Linked DNA regions of Mus musculus: region 1 is linked to region 2. A link is a contact called in ENCODE Hi-C or POLR2A ChIA-PET data. All regions are on one chromosome and are shown on one strand. The core of a region is the stretch at or near the end of the contact, and the rest is flanking DNA. Distances in the headings are between cores, read along the strand shown.

Region 1 (2,700 bases), core at 90-2,589, 88 kb after region 2:
TGGGATGCACATCAAGGCCCATGTCACATTGTTTTCTGTGTATTGTATACAGTAAAAATAAACTACAATGTGTTTAGCAAATTGTATCTTATATCTTGGGTATCCTAGGTTTGGGGCTAATATCCACTTATCAGTGAGTACATATTGTGTGAGTTCCTTTATGAATGTGTTACCTCACTCAGGATGATGCCCTCCAGGTCCATCCATTTGGCTAGGAATTTCATAAATTCATTCTTTTTAATAGCTGAGTAGTACTCCATTGTGTAGATGTACCACATTTTCTGTATCCATTCCTCTGTTGAGGGGCATCTGGGTTCTTTCCAGCTTCTGGCTATTATAAATAAGGCTGCTATGAACATAGTGGAGCATGTGTCCTTCTTACCAGTTGGGGCGTGGACACTATGCCCCCCCTTAGAATTGGGAACAAAACACCCATGGAAGGAGTTACAAAGACAAAGTTTGGAGCTGAGATGAAAGGATGGACCATGTAGAGACTGCCATATCCAGGGATCCACCCCATAATCAGCATCCAAACGCTGACACCATTGCATATACTAGCAAGATTTTATCGAAAGGACCCAGATGTAGCTGTCTCTTGTGAGACTATGCCGGGGCCTAGCAAACACAGAAGTGGATGCTCACAGTCAGATAATGGATGGATCACAGGGCTCCCAATGGAGGAGCTAGAGAAAGTACCCAAGGAGCTAAAGGGATCTGCAACCCTATATGTGGAACAACATTATGAACTAACCAGTACCCCGGAGCTCTTGACTCTAGCTGCATATGTATCAAAAGATGGCCTAGTTGGCCATCACTGGAAAGAGAGGCCCATTGGACACGCAAACTTTATATGCCCCAGTACGGGGGAACGCCAGGGCCAAAAAGGGGGAGTGGGTGGGTAGGGGAGTGGGGGTGGGTGGGTATGGGGGACTTTTGGTATAGCATTGGAAATGTAAATGAGCTAAATACCTAATAAAAAATGTAAAAAAAATAAACTACAATGATTAGTGATGTGGGCTAGGGTTCTCCTAGAGTTTTGTTTTGTTTTACTTTTTTTGGTTTTAGTCTCGCTATGTAGTCCTGGCTGTCCACATGTAGTCAGTCAGGCTGGCCTGGTACCTATGGGTACCTCGCTCCTAAACCCTAAATTCCACTTTTGTCCTGTCACATCACTTCACCCTCCTAGCAAACAAGTCTGAGGGACTGACTGAGAGAGCAGGGACAGGCTTGCTGGATTTGCAGTGCAACACGACCCGACTCAGCTTTCAGAACGCGCCTGGCCCCGGTGCCTTCTGGGAGGTGTAGTCAGAAAAGACCTCAGGCATGCCGGGAGTAGTAGTTCTCTGGGGCTTCTCCCGGTGGCGGGGCTGCTCGCGGCGTTTTGGGGGGCTCCTGGTGGAGGTGATCCTGACTGTGCTAGGAGAGAGCGTCTGGGGCCGACATCCTCGAGACTGCTCGTGCTGAGAGTGGTGGGAGCGAGCGCCGGCGTCCGTGAGTGGGGTGAAGAGGGGCGACCGGGGCGTAGCGGGCGGTGGGCTTCCCGGCGAGCCCGGCGCGGCCTGGCGACTGCTCTGCGGCCTCAGGCTCGGGGATCTTTCTGCGGGTTTGGCCCTCCACGAAGCGTGGCTGGGACCAAACTGCGGATCCAGAGGCCTGTGCATCTTCTGTAGCATCTTAGCTATGCAGATCATAAAATCAACAGCCGATACCTAGCAGTCTAATCTAACTTAATGAATTAGCGCATCTAATAGCAAGTTACAGGCCCCTTGGCCCTTCATTGTGCCTATGGTGCAGAAGAAGAAACCAAGGCACATTGTGGCCCGAGAGTTCTCTGAGTCTTGATCGGAGCCTTAGACTGAAAGCAGAATTTCCTTCCCATTTGTGATGCTTGCTGTCTTGTCACTTTGGGCAGGCTGTGAACCTCCTGGCTGTCCACCTCAGCCACGTCGACAGCACAGCCCCACCTCTGCTGCACAGAGGACTGGTTCCAGGAATTCCCAAACAGCCAACACTTAAGTTCTTGCGGTAGACAGACACAGCATTTGCAGAGAGCTTGGACACATTATCCTTTGTACTTTAAATCAGTCCTGCCCAACCTTTTGACATTGCCACGAATCTTGTACAAGGTGCTAAAGGGTCTGTAGGTGGGTGTGGAGGGATCAGTGTAAGAAAGAAGAAGAGTGATTAATATACAGAAGGGATGTAGTTTTGGCAGGTTGGCTTTGTCAGTGTTCCTGTCATTTGGTACCATTATGGGTGGGTTTTAAAACTTAATTTATTTTCATGTGTGTATGTTTGTGTCTGTTTGTGTGTCTGTGCCCATGAGCACACAGTACCTAAGGAAGCCAGAGAGGATGTTGGATCCCCTGTAGTTACAAGTAGCTGTGGATAGCCCAATGTGGGTGCTGATAATCAAACTTCTTTGCGAACAAGGGAAGTGCTTTTAATCACACAGCCACTTCTCCAGACCCCTTTGTGGGTGGCTTTACCCTCCTGGCTCCAAGCCTTCCCTTTGTACCAGAATTCCTTACTACACCTTTTTTTTTTTTTTCTTCCCAGGCATATTTGGTCAGCACTCGGCTCTCCTTTGGCAGAAAAACTAAGAAGGGAAATGGCTGTGGATTTGCTGGCTGCCCGAGGCACAGTAAGTGAAGCTTGTCTTTGCATAAATTGCTTTCTGACTCAGATGTGGATGTGTTT
Region 2 (2,700 bases), core at 123-2,622:
GAAAAAAGCCGCCAATTCCTGAGCTTCCCCCCCCCCACACACACACAGACACACAGACAAAACATCAATCCTTGAGCAGAAAATCCACTAATCCCTGAGCTCCCCAAATTCAGGACTTGAAATCCCACCAATCATCACTCTGGAAATCTCTGCCCTGGAAAGCCCCGCCCCCTAAGAGATCCTATATAAGCACTGCCACTTTGTCTAATTCCCTGTTGTCTGTTCCCTAGGATAGAGAGCAGCCATCCCTGGATTCATCCCTTCACACCCTGGTCCATCCAATAAATCTCTTTCATGAGATTCTTATGCCTGGTCAGAAGTGAAGAAGAAAAGAAGCAATGAAGAGAAGAAACGATGAGAAGGAGAGGGACTGAGGCTCCTGAGCTCCGCTGAGGACGCCATGCCCTGGTAGCTGCATCGCCTCTGCTGAGGAGGCTTCCTCTTAGAGCTATCTAGTTCCTCAGCTCCCATGTCTCAGGGTGCCCTTCTTTTGGGACATTGTCCCACCTCAGAGCTGTGTGGTTCCTGAGCTTCCGAGTCCCAGGAGATCCTCCCATCAGAGCAGAAACACAATGTCAAAGACCTAAGACGGAAGGTGTGGGATAAAAGCGGAAGGTGTGGGATAAAAGGAATTTGGGCACGCACGTTTGGCTAATAGGATTTTTGAGCCTCGTCAAAAAGTGGCCTCCAGATGCCCGTCCGACATTTGGTTCGGAACATAGTCTTTGTTGCATGGAATAGAAGTTTTACAGGCTGAAGCGAGGGGGAAAGGACCAAAAGTATAGAAGAAGGACTAGTTGGGAAGGATGGAGGTCAGTGAAAGAAGGGCACATGAATGAGGGTCGCTGGGGGTGAATGTGATCACAGTGCACTGTATTCAAGTATCATGATGTCAGATTTTAAAGAAAAAACGTTAAAAAACAAGCGGCCAGACAAGAACCCAATATTACAGTTTGTAACCTATCTTTCTATCCTAAGATAGGATGGAAATTATCCTAAGATATTCTCCAAGTTCCAAAGCCGTGGATGCAGCCGAAACTACCTTAGCACCCACGAGTTTCACTCACAGAGGTGGCTGGTTTTCCACAGTAACAATTCACCCAGCCAGTGCATCATTTACTACCTGGTCACAGAGCGCCGTGAAGTATCTACATTACATTAGTAGCTTACCTCTCATCCTAACCTCATGCAAGGGGGTGTCCAAGGTTCTCTTAATTTAGGAAAGGAAAAGGTTCTAGAACCAGTTTCTTTAAGAAAATAAGCTTAAGGTGGCAAACCTTGCCTGAGCACTAGGGGAGCAATCGCTGGCCCGCAGCCCTGCGGTTGCGCCTGCGCAACTGGAAGCCCTGTCGAGGGCTCATGGTCTTGTGGGAAATGTAGTCCCGCGCGCCCAGTGCGGCTGCCTGTGCCGCCAGCCTCTGGCTTCTTCAGTGACTGTGGTGAGTGCGCTTCCTCGGGCGGGTGGTCCACGGGCGGGGAGGCGGAGGCGTTCCCACTGGGAGCCCGGGGCTCTGGTGCCAAAAGAGCAGAGCCGGCCAGACAGAAAGGTGATCCTTCGTCCGCAAGGAGCACGAAGTCGCAGGTGCGCAGCTCACGCGCGCGCCAGGCCGCAGGACACCCTAACCGAGACCCCCCAGCTCGGTATCCCCCCGTACCCCGGGGTCATTCGCGCCCGACTGCTCTCCAGCTCTACCTGGCCGAGCAGCTCTGGTTCGGTATGCACTATGAATGCGTGGTAGACCCGCTCTCTGAAGCTTGGCAGGGCACGGGACCACAGTCCGGGGCTCTGGCCATTGTGTGCACCGCTGCTGGGGACCCGCCCTCTGCCTGCGAAGGAGGAGCTTGTAAAATGAGTCCTGAATAAGCAAGAACGTGCCCACCCTTTCTTTAAGTTCATTATTGGTCAACTAGAAAAATGTACGAGCGAAATCATTCGAAATTTGTCCTAAAGTCCATGTATTGTGTTATATGTATAAATAGAAACCTTTTGCTTCCAAAAAAAAAAAAAAAGATGTTAGTGCCTTTCCTCCATTCACCTTTAAAAATGGAGTTACAAAAGGCATTTTGTAAGATGCTTGAAGTGCATCTAAACCACCACCCAATGGAGATGAGAATAGCCTTAAGACACTAATTTTTAAGAGCAGTTAAAGCTGTCATTTTCACGAATGGTTCCCTTTGGACTTTTGGGCTTTTTTGTTTTTGTTGTGTTTTGTTTTTATTTTAATATTGGACATGGTACAGTTATGTCATTCTTTGTATTGCCTCTTTCCACAAAACCTTGTAGTGAAATTTCTAGGTCAACGTTATAATTAGACCTTTGGGCATCTCCTGTCTTATTCTTTCCAGAAAAGTAGCAGTTTCTAAAGATGGTTGCGGTGTTAAGAGTGACTGACGCCCCACATCAACTGGAAGTGCTGCTAGTAGCCTCTTAAGCTTTGGAGAGGTGCAAGCTAGGTGTGGTAGTGTGTGCCTTGAATCCCACAGAGGCAGGGGGATGAGTTTGAGGCCACCTGCTCCACAGAGTCTGGGCCAGCCAAGGCTACTTAGTGAGAAGACCCTCCTTCAAATAATATCCTTATGCTAAACTCCAGCCCATTTTATTCCTAACTTTTGCATCTGTTGTACAAACAGATGAATCTACAGAAAAGTTGCATATTGCTATAGTCATATAAACCTACATTTCACTTGTATGTATCTATG

The links. Hi-C counts contacts between places; a loop is a spot of excess contacts on that map. ChIA-PET counts read pairs that join two places held with the same protein, here RNA polymerase II (POLR2A).
Region 1: a loop to region 2 is called in a map of left cerebral cortex, with 2.8 times the contacts of the local background. The contact joins the promoter of Zfp354c here to the promoter of Zfp2 in region 2. A Hi-C loop is called at or near these places in 6 of 37 maps with a recorded cell type or tissue (T-helper 17 cell, gastrocnemius, heart and 1 more). POLR2A ChIA-PET finds 5 or more read pairs at or near these places in 2 of 5 experiments (Patski and embryonic stem cell).

What each region holds. Positions count from the first base shown.
Region 1 is chr11:50,826,370-50,829,069 of GRCm38, reverse strand. Zfp354c (zinc finger protein 354C) reads left to right here and starts at 1,339. Exons shown (of 5, transcript NM_013922.4): 1 at 1,339-1,491; 2 at 2,560-2,644. The coding sequence starts at 2,612. It also overlaps a transcript of Zfp879 not described here.
Region 2 is chr11:50,914,848-50,917,547 of GRCm38, reverse strand. Zfp2 (zinc finger protein 2) reads left to right here and starts at 1,372. Exons shown (of 6, transcript NM_001044698.2): 1 at 1,372-1,439.